Regions from separate parts of the Homo sapiens genome. Here region 2 is linked to region 1. A link is an interaction called in ENCODE POLR2A ChIA-PET data of the cell type or tissue named here. Cell type or tissue: OCI-LY7. All regions are shown on one strand. Links, peaks and the distances in the headings refer to the core of each region. The heading gives the core; the rest is flanking DNA. Region 1 has its middle 19 kb from the start of MIR145. Region 2 has its middle 49 kb from the start of PPARGC1B.

What was found. ChIA-PET counts read pairs that join two places held together with the same protein. Peaks named below come from ENCODE experiments on the same cell type or tissue, not always from the same donor. Only the 100,000 strongest peaks of a DNase experiment are listed, where the experiment ranks them.
Region 2: POLR2A ChIA-PET joins it to region 1 with 11 read pairs; 1 of 35 experiments calls an interaction of 5 or more read pairs at or near these places.

The regions. Positions count from the first base shown.
Region 1 is chr5:149,446,926-149,452,298 of GRCh38, reverse strand. No RefSeq gene overlaps it. Among named protein-coding and RNA genes, the nearest start is that of MIR145, 19 kb to the right of the region's middle. In OCI-LY7, for the core only: a CTCF peak has its summit at 2,824; a DNase peak (open chromatin) is centred at 2,838.
Region 2 is chr5:149,678,745-149,684,117 of GRCh38, reverse strand. No RefSeq gene overlaps it. Among named protein-coding and RNA genes, the nearest start is that of PPARGC1B, 49 kb to the left of the region's middle. RefSeq lists enhancers at 3,305-3,354, 3,445-3,764. In OCI-LY7, for the core only: a CTCF peak has its summit at 2,871; a DNase peak (open chromatin) is centred at 3,207; H3K27ac peaks cover 1,036 bases.

The sequences.
Region 1 (5,373 bases), core at 187-5,186:
TTTTGTGCTGATCTGGCCCAAATTAGCCTGCAGAGGCAGCAGCAACTCAGGAGGAAAAGCACTGGCTGGAACAAGCTGGAAAGAATGTGTATCTGGGGTCAAGCAGAGGGGAGAGGGCGACAGCCTGCAGCCAGAGGCCCATTGCCAGGGAAGGTCCTTTATCTCCTCTGAGAGGCTGGGGTCTTTCATGTATCGGGGACACGGAAGCTCAGAGTGGTGAGGCCCAGCCCTGTGGCCTGGCCAGAGGCCCTGCATTAGCTCAGAGCTGCTGACTGGGATCGGAGGGGTATATTCCTCAGGGCAGGGGGGCCCTTAGAGACCTTGTACAACTAATCGAACATCAGACTCCCTACCTCAGAATCCTCAGGACCAGGTGAGGGGTGCACACCTGTCATCCCGGCACTTTAGGAGGTCACGGTGGGAGGATCACTTGAGGCCCCGGGTTCAAGATTACAGTGAGCTATGATCGCACCATTGCACTCCAGCCCGGACGACACAGTGAGACCCTGTCTCTAAATCAATCAATCAATCAATCAATAAGTCAATCAATACAAGAATCCTCCTCAACACAGCTCTCCAGACAGCCACTATCAATCAGTTGGAGCTGGCACAAGAGTTAAAAATTACCCTGTGGTTCTAATTCCAGACCCAGAAGTCAGCCTTGGTGGCATCTCGCAGTATACCGAGGCCCAGAGAGGTCCCACGGCTGGACGAGAGAGGCAGGTTGGGACCAGGTCTCCCCATCCAGAGTCCAGGCACTGTTTCATGAAACTGGGACTTTTTTTTTCTTTTTGAGACGGAGTCTCTCTCTGTTACCCAGGCTGGAGTGCAGTGGCACGATCTTGGCTCACTGCAACCTCTGCCTCTTGGATTAGCAATTCTCTGCCTCAGCCTCCCGAGTAGCGGGGATTACAGGTGCCTGCCACCACGCCTGGCTAATTTTTGTATTTTTAGTAGAGATGGGGTTTTACCATCCTGGCCAGGCTGGTCTTGAACTCCTGACCTCGTGATCCACCTGCCTCAGCCTCCCAAAGTGCTGGGATTACAGGCGTGAGCCACCACACCCAGCGACACTGGGACTTTTTACACAGGGGCGACACCCAAACCTTCCTGCCTTCCCCCTCACTGTGAATCACTCCTGGCTGCTACCAACAGCCAGGTTTCACAGCTGCTGCAATTGCAGCCCTGGCACTGGGGTCCGAGGACAGCTGCTCCTGTTGCAGGATCCGCCCCGTCCCCGGGCTGCGTGACCTCTTTAGTCAGGAAGCTTGAAATTGTTCTGAAGTACAAGTAGAAGTTTGCCTGGGTGAAAAAGTTCAAGGAGGGAATTCTGGGCAGAAGAATCAGCATCAGCGAGGACCAGACCCAGCAGAAGGAAGAGGGGATAGAAGGGGGCTGAAGGGGCTGGGAGGCAGCAGAGACATACGAAGCCATTGCTCACAAGACCTGGGCTCTAGTCTTGGTTTAGCTACGAGCTTGCTGGGATGCTCGGAGCAAGTCCCTGCCCTTCTGGGCCTCAGTTTCCCCATTGGTACAGTAGGGAGGCAGGGCTGGATGCTTTGTCAGGGTTCCCTAGTACCCTTCTCCTCACTTTCCTGGCCAGTGCAGGGGATCCAGATAGTGATCTTCGGAGAGGCCCAGCCTCACCTGGAACTCCGCATTTCCTGGGCCTCTGCCTGGCCCAATCTGGGATTGCAGGGAAGAGAGACACTGGTGTCCTTCTCTCCTCTCTGTGCCCAGGCAAAGGGTATGAGACACACAGTGCTCTGTGACCCTGGGAGAATCATATACGCTCTCTCTGGGTCCTTTCCTCCATGGTACAGCTAGCCACTGGCTGGGACCCAAGGCTCTGACAGCTGGGAGGGTGGCTGGAGGCAGGGACGCTTGCATAGCCAAGGAATGTGTTTACTTCCCCCATGTGCTGGAAGGAAACTGAGCAAGGCCCCTGCTGGATTCCTTCCCAGCCAGGCCTGCGGGCCTCTCCACCTCCTCCCCAAGCAGGCCCCATTGTTCTAGGCAACCCCTCTTACAAGATACATTTCTGGGACCCTCTTGCCTCATTTTACCCCTCCATGGATAGAAACCCTGACACAGTTGGGGTAACCCATTGGTGTCAGGCTCTTGGCCTGGACCCAGGACCTGGGGCCCTCCCCACCAGCTTTGTATCTAACCACTGTGAGGCCCTGACAAGTTCCTTGCCTGCTACAGCCTCAGTTTCCCCTTTCTATTATGAGGGGATAGGGGGAAGTGGGCTCTAAAGGCTCCTTCGGTCCCAGGAGTCAGTGCCTCAGCGACGCCTCCTGGGAAGGCAGGGTCATCCGACAGTTGTGAGCACGGGCTGCCATTTGCCGGGAGGCTCCAGCACATGGAAGTGCCAGGCTCCATTCCAGGTGCTGCAGACACAGCAGCAAATGAGACAGTGCAGTCCGGTCCTCAGCGAGAGGGGCCATGTTGAACAAATACTTCATGGTAAACTGGGTGCATGTTCCAGAGTAGACTCGTGATGAACCAGTTATGAGAGAGGGAAGAGCCTGCTCTAGATTGGGGTCAGGGAAGGGCTGGCCGGGGAGGTGACATCTGGGTTGAGATGTGGAGGAGAGACGGTACCAGTGTCAAGAAAGGGGTGGGGGAGAGTGCTCCAGGCTGAAGGCCAGTTCGTCCAGTGGAATGAGGGGCAAAGACTGAGTGGAGAGCATGGGGGTCAAGGAAGTGGTTCCAACATTTACAGCCTGGGGGACCTGAGAAAGGGCCCTTAACCTCCCCAGTGTCATTTTCACCATCTGTAAATCAGTGATAGTATCCTGAGGCTTTAATCATGTAGCGCCCCCTGCTTGCTTCAGGGCCTCAGGAAGAAGAAGCACTAAAATGGCAGCGAAGTGTCTAGTTACGCTGTGTGCAGGTGTGATTTCTATTAGTCTGCTTATATTTTATAACCCGCTTCCCTTTGCTTGTGCATTTTTTCTGGTCTCTGGAGCTTGATTTAAGATCTTTGTTTTTTTATTCTTTTGCTCCTATTTTTTAATTTGTACTTTCATGTTACGTTTTATGCATTCCTTTACACTTCTGTTAAGGTGACATTATTAATATTATTATTACTGCTATTATTATTATTTTCCATGAGTCTATATTACAAGCAGAAAATGGAATTGTGGGAGAATGCTTCCAAGTGTGTAAGCTGCTGTGCAAATGTGAGGAATTCTTATCACATACCCAAACTGTCTTGGAGCTGCACTGATATATAACATATTGCATCATGGAATCAAAAACTCCCTGCAAACCTGCAGCCCCAGCCCTGTGCCAGGGAGAGGCAAACATGAGGCATTTTTCCCCATGTGGCTTTAGGGACTAGAGTGAAGGATGTCCCAAAAGGAGACAAGTCCCATAGGAAAGGCTGAGGAAACTGGGAAGAGAAGCTCTGGGAGCCCAGAGCACTGTCTGAAAGACTGGGTGGCCCTCCTGAGGGAGAGAACTGGGTTCGTATGCAGAGTGAATGAATGAATATGAGGCAGAATTTTCTAACACTTTTCTGGCAAATCTATTCCAAAGACAAAGTGACCTGAGAGGTAGCAAGCACCCTGTCACTCTAGCTGTGTGAACTGTACAGTTACTCTTTCTATTAATACAGTGGTTTGGAGAGGATTCAAGCGTTGGGTGGAAGATGTGTGTATTGGGGGTGGGGGATGGGAGGGTGAAGGCTATGGGAAAATGAGAAGAAATAATGTGTCATCAATTAGGATTAGATTTGACTGCAGGAAACAGAAGCCCAAAACAGTAATGGCTTATATAACATGGATACTTTTCTTTCTTACTTACGTCTTTCTCCCATGAAAGTCTGAGGATGAGTGATCCGGGCTGGTGTGGCAGCTCTTCTCTGCCTGATTGCAGGGGTAAGGGAGTGGGAGGGGGCTCATGGCTCCTGTCTTTCAAATCACATTCCCTATCGTGTGGCCTTCATCCTCATGGTCCAAAATGGTGGCCAGCATATCCACATTCCAGGGAGCAAGATGAAAGAAGGGACAGTGACAGAAGGATGAAGGGGCAAAGGTGGAAAAGGAAAAGGAAGATTCTCAGAAGCTGCCAGGGGTGTCGATGCTCTCATCTCATTGGCTAGACTTAGTCACATGGCCATGGCCAGTGGCAAAGGAGGACGGGAAATGTTGTCTTCATTCTGGGTGGCCGTGGTCGCAGCTACCAAGTCCATCTTTGTGGAAGGGGAGAACGGATGTTGAGGGACAATCAGCAGTCTCTTCCCTAGATGATATTCTTGATCTCTTTCCATTCTAAAAGTCAAGTCCATGCGTTTGTTGTTCTCAATTCTCTATCACTATAGCCAAGGTCTGAACACTTGCCGTTGGCCCAAAGCAGGGATCTGAGTGACATGGAATGGTGAGACAGGTGAGGGAGGGTAGGAGAGCTCAGAGAGATGCCGGATATTAGAGAAGGGCAGCCTCTCCATTCTTCTTGCTGACTAAGCATCTTCCCAGTGTTTGGAAGTCTGTCCCTGGGAACATGTGAGCTGAGCAACCTGAAAAATTGCCTTCCCTTGGGGCAAAAGGTGTTCTGTCCTTGGCTTTCAAAGCTGGGCAAGTTGTGAAATGGGTACTTGAAGGATGTTTCCAAATTTGTACAAAAATGGAGGTGAAGCTATTGTTCACTGTGTCAGGAAGGGCCCTGGATTTAACTGCTTCTGTGAAGGGATTCATTCTGGAATTCAGAATCAGGAAAACGCTTATCTCCAGCTGAGCTCATATGACTTTCTTAGTCTGCCGACACATCAGATAGTGCAGTGGCCCTCTGTTGTGTTTGTTTCTTAGCATTATGCCTTTCACCTCCTTTTGGTAACATCACCTGCTTTTCTTCTGTGCAACCCATCCCCTCCCCACCTCAGCTTTCAGTCCATGTGGTTCCGATGGGGCTGATTCCATCCACTCTTCTCCTCCAGGGGGTGAGCACAATGCTCAGGCCTGTCTAATTGGAGTCATGGTGATGAATCTGGATTTGTTCATGGTTCAGTTTGGGCCATTAAGAGACAGCCCTGGGACTTTTGCTAACTTAAGTGGTGGGGCGGTGGGGAGGGGTGAGGGGAAACACATCTTTTCCAGTGTGGGTGCTAAGCTGATAAGATGTAAATCTGGAGTTGCTGGTGGCTATTTTTGCACCTTATAGAAAGAGTTTTCCTGGGAATGAGGGAATAAAATCAATACACAGGACAGCAGAGCAGAGAATGGAGAGTGTGACACATTACCAGTGACATTACTGGGCCCCTGGAACCAGCCATGCCTGAAGCTGTTATACCCCTGAATTTCTTTCTTTTTTTTTTTTTTTGTTGAGATGGAGTTTCACTCTTGTTGCCCAGGCTGGAGTGCAATGGCT
Region 2 (5,373 bases), core at 136-5,135, 230 kb before region 1:
TTACACAAATCTACATATACGTTAACATTTGTAGAACTGGCCGGGCACAGCAGCTCACACCTCTAATCCCAGGCTTTGTGAGGCCAAGGTGGGTGGATCACTTGAGCCCAGGAGTTTGAGACCAGCCTGGGCAACATAGTGAGACCCTATCTCTACAAAAAGTACAAAAATTACCTGGGCATGGTGGCAATCACCTGTAATCTCAGCTACTCGGGAGGCTGAGGTGGAGGATTGCTTGAGCCCAGGAGGCGAAGTTTGCACTGAGCTAAGATTGCACCACTGCAGCAAGGCTCTTCAAAAAAAAAAAAAAAAAAATGTAACACACACACAAGTCAATTTTACTGCATGTTAATTGTCAAAATAAGAAAAACAAGTCATCAGTGGTATTGTCATTCCGACTCAGCCACTCACTCCCAGCCTCTCTTTCCTCCCTTTTCCTCATTCTCTGCAACCAGAAACTCCTTAAAGAATAGGCACTTCTACCCCCCAAATATTTGAAGACGTCCTTAATAACTTGGCTTTGTTACTTTTTTTTTTTTTTTTGAGATGGAGTGTCGCTCTGTCACGCAGGCTGGAGTGCAGTGGCGCAATGCACGATCTCGGCTCACTGCAACCTCTGCCTCCCAGGCTCAAGTGATTCTCCTGACTCAGCCTCCCATATGGCTGCAATTACAGGCGTGAGCCACCACACCTGGCTAATTTTTGTATTTTTAGTAGAGACGGGGTTTCACCATGGTCAGGCTGGTCTCAAACTCCTGACCTTGTGATCTGCCCGCCTTGGCCTCCCAAAAGTGCTGGGATTACAGGCGTGAGCCACCATGCCCGGCTGGCTTTGTTACTCTTAATACAAAGGTAATTTTTTTGGGGGGAAGAAGTTAAGGGAGGGAGAAATCATAAAAGAAACATGTGATGTAGAAACAAACGCCCTCAGGAATCCCACCCTCCAGAATGAGCTGCTTTGGAGGAGCTTCCACCATGACCATTTCAAAGCAATTTTATGCAGCTCTTTCCTCACAAGGTTTAGAACTCATAGGGTCGGATTTACTCCAATGGATTCTTCAGGTAAACGAGGAGGGCCTGGGGGACCATGACCTTAAAGGGTTGACATCTGGGACGCCAGCCCATCCTCACATCAAGTAACAGCATTTCAAGGTTGGATGGAGTCTTGGGGTAATCTAGTTCATCACAGGCCATGCAGTTCCTTCCTCTCTCTCTCTGTCACCGCCCCCAGGGAGGCACTGTCTCTCACGGTAGCATCTTCCCCTCAGCCTCCCTCCTGCTCTGCACAACGGCTGCTACATCCCATCAGCCAAATGCATTTGAGATCACTGGTTCAATCATCCAGTCAACGTTTGACAAATCATTCATTCATTTGTTCCTTCCTTCCTTCCTTCCTTCAAAAGTACTTACTGAACACTTACTATGTGCCAGGCACTGGGCTAAGTTGCAGGAATATCTCGGTGAACAAGATAGACACGGTTCCTGCTTACATTCCTTTCAGAGACAGATACCATAAATTCTAACACACATTTCCATAACAACTGTGCTAGAGCCTGTAAGACAGAGTTACATGGCGTGGTGAGACTGAATCTGGCCAGGTCAGGCTTCTCTGAGGAAAGAGCTATTAATCTGGGCAGGAGTTGGCCAAGTTCAGCGCAGAGGGAAGGGCATTTGAGACAGATGGAACTGCGTATGCAAGGGCCCGAGAGGTCAGGGTGGCTCGACCTCTGACCAAGCCATTGCTAGTGGGATTGCAGAATGCAATTGTGGGGACACAGCAGTGGACAGGGCACAGTGAAAGTTCTCCAGGGAAATGTTCTGGGGACTCTTGCCACTGGCCTTGAGCCTTTCTTTCCTGTTCCCTGGTGGGTCCTTCATCTGAAACAGAACATTTTCCGTAGAGGCTCAGAGTATGGGATCTGGAGTCAGACTGTTATAAACCATCTCATCTGGGCTCCATCACTGACTATGTGTGTGCAAATGGCAGCAACTTAATCTCCCCAGGTCTCATTTTTCCCACCTGTAAAATGGGTATGAAACTATAACATGCGTTGTTGTGAGGATTAAGGGAGATAATCCACATAAAGTCATGACCACAATGCCTGGTACATCAGCAGTGCTCCATGCATGGTAGCTAGTGTTGTTATTATTGTTCTTATTAATATTTTCAGAGGCACCAGGGTCCTTGACCCTGGAGGTGCAGTCTCTTTATGGCTAAATATGGAGTTAACACAGAGCCAGGGAGGGTCTCCCAGCCCCTGGATTCCTAGAGACAAAAGTCTGGGCAATTACTCGATTGGAACATTCCATGAATCCATCAAGTAAGTTTTGGAAGTGGACTTGTGTTTGTTAGTGACACAGACAGAAGAGTGGAGGACAGCTAAGACCCAAGAAGATTTCTTAGATGACAGATGTGTGCTGCTAGTTGACATCGGCTCCCACTCCCCACCCCGCCTTCCACCCCAAAAACTGGACTCTCTTCCAAAGGATTCCAGCGATGCTCTCGGTAAGGAGAACCCCACTAAGTATTCTCTGGGCTGAGGAGTCACGGGTTCTGCCTTCCCAGAAAAGCACCTTTGCTCCACTGGGAGAATGCCTTTGGACTGATAAAGACTCTCTGAGTCCAGTTATGGGTAGGAATACTGCAAGGAGGTGAAGCTATTTTTTGCCACATGCTCTATCTCTCCAGCAGGCACAGTGACATTGCCCAGGATCCAAATAGCCCTAGCTGTAGAAGGTCATGGAGTTGAAGGCTAGAAGGCTTGGCTCTTCCAGAGCCAGGGTGGGGGGTGGGGGGACTATTTGCATCACCACTTGGGGGAGTCCTAAGACCTTTAGCTGTCCCCCCACCTTCCGTCCCCTCGCCCCAGCCTCAACCCACTGTCCACAGGACTCCTGTGGAACCCATTCCCCCCTGGGCCCAGAGTCTGGTGGCAACTGTTTATTTTTAGCCTTTGATTCCCCAAGAATGCAAGAGTGGGTGCTTGTGGAGCAGGGGAGGGAGGAGGGAGGAGGAAGAGGAACTTCAGGGCTTGGAGGGCCAAGGAGGACATAGCCCAGCCCAAGCCCAATTTCAACCCTGTGACAGCCTGTGGCAGGGTCAGGGCCAAGTCCTCGCCCTTCTTGGCCCACCCAGCTCAGGACCAGGTTGGGCTTATGCCTCCCTGTTCCCCTTTTCTTCTTCTCTGAAGGCCCTAGAGACTCATGGGCTTTCCGTTCCTCTTTTGAGCCACCCCCATGCTCTCAGTCCTCTGGAGTTCTCATTCTCAGCCACAGTGGGTGCATCACAGGACTCCTCAACACTTCCCTTCCTCCTGCCTCTGAAAAGACATCTCCCCAGCCCATCTCCTTTTGCCTGCCTGGCACTATAGTAGGCACTTAATACATATGGGTAGACAGAGGCTGTGTTTCATTGCTTCTTCCCATAGGCAGAAGGCCTGAATAATGGAAGAACCAATAAGAGGAAGTTACAAAGGTTTAGAAACTCTTACCAAACCCTTAAGTCATTGTCCCTGACTGCCTGTTTCCTGAGAAGTTCCCTGGCACCCCCAGGGCTCATCTTTGCCTCTGTGATCCTGAAGGAGATGCATTTATTCTTCCTTCCTCTTCCATTCTACCTTCAGCCTTTCCTTGGTCCTTCTCTCCAGGATACCTAGGCCCTGCCCCACAGCCTACATGAGAGTCTGCCAAAAGGGAAATGGGCAGGTCGTGCTGGCTGAAATCCTGGCTCCAAGACACACGAGCCGCGTGACCTAGGGCAAGCTGCCCTGGCCCCTGCAAGAGATCATACAGCTCTCTTGGGGGTTGCTGTGAGGTCTTGGAAGAATGTGCATAAAATGGCTGGCAAACAGTAGGTGCACAATGAGTGGTTGTTATTGTTATCATTTAATAAAGAGTGCAGAAAAACAAGCCTTCTTTTTTAACATCTACTTTCACTCTATACCTGATCATTCTTCATGTTGGTATCATGCCTTAATATGTTACAAAGCACTTTCTCCTCCATTAGCTCAGCTGATCTCCACACAACACCTTGAGAAGGGCCAAGTCATTGTTGTGGGATTTTTGTCCCCACTATACCGATAAAGATATTCAGGCTCCAGGGAGATGTAGAACTGTCTTGCTCATCATTGTGTGGACAGCACCTAAAGCAGGGCCTGGTCCACCGCAGGTGCTCAAAACAGAACCGAGCAAAATCCTGTTGAAGAAATGGCCTATACAATGTCACCCTACAGCCACCTACCCTTTCCTCATCAGTAAAATGGGAATTAACACTGCAGGACATCAAGTTACGACTCTAGAATTCAGCTACATGTTAACAGGCGGCAGGGGGTGAGGCATGTGTATCCACACCCTCTCCCCTTCTTCCCAGAAGGGAGACTGCCTTGGTCTTTCAGGAGAATAATTGGGAAATGCCTTTGACAGGAAGATGGGTATAGCTCATTCCCTGAAGATCCTCAGAACAGACCATCCCTGTCCTTGCGTCCTGGTATTTTGGTTTCTTCAGCTGGGAGCTGAATTTACGAGAGAGAAGAGGGGCCTGAGTGTGTGCAGTCATGGGAAGCAAATTCCAAGGAAGAGGGAAGGGTTCCAGAGTAGAAATTATGATTCCCTCTAATATTGACACCTTGGGGAAAAAGATTCTGTTGCATTTGGAAGAGATGGGGTGCGGTGAATGAAAATTTAAGGGAAAATTAAACTATGTGCAATCTCTTTTTAGGTGAAAAATAATTTCAGTAATTTAGGGACATAAAAATCCATTATGTATAAGTTGATTTTCTCTGCAAGTTATCATAATCAGTATATTACATTTCAAAGTGTAATACTTCAGGCAATAATTATAAATCTGTGGTTTACTTTTAATTTGGTGATTTAAAAAAAACAAATGGAGCTATAGCTATTAAATTTTAGGGAGTCTCTTCAGTTTGCCTGTTGATTAAAAGCAGAGGTCACCCACGCTTGACTTCAGTAAAGCCTCTAACATTTTGAGCGCTTGGGGTTTAAACAGAGATCATACATCTTTAGGAAAGTTGCTGAAACTATAGGAGGGAAAATCCCCAACTCACTGATAACAACATTTGTCTCTTGGAATTTACGTCACCCTTCTAAATGTACACTTTATTTGTTAGAGACCATAAATCCTATTTTCCCTTAAAATAATTTGCAATGCTTTTATATTCTTGGAATTCGTCTCATTATATTACAGAAAGGAAAAATGGAAGAAATAATGATTAAAGCTGATATTTTTTGAGCACCTACTATGGACGATACTGTTTGAAGGACTTTCCATGCACGCATTTATTTAATTCTTAAAACAGTTCCCCAGTTCCTCATAACATAGGTACCATTATTATCCCCATTGGAGGAAGTGATGTG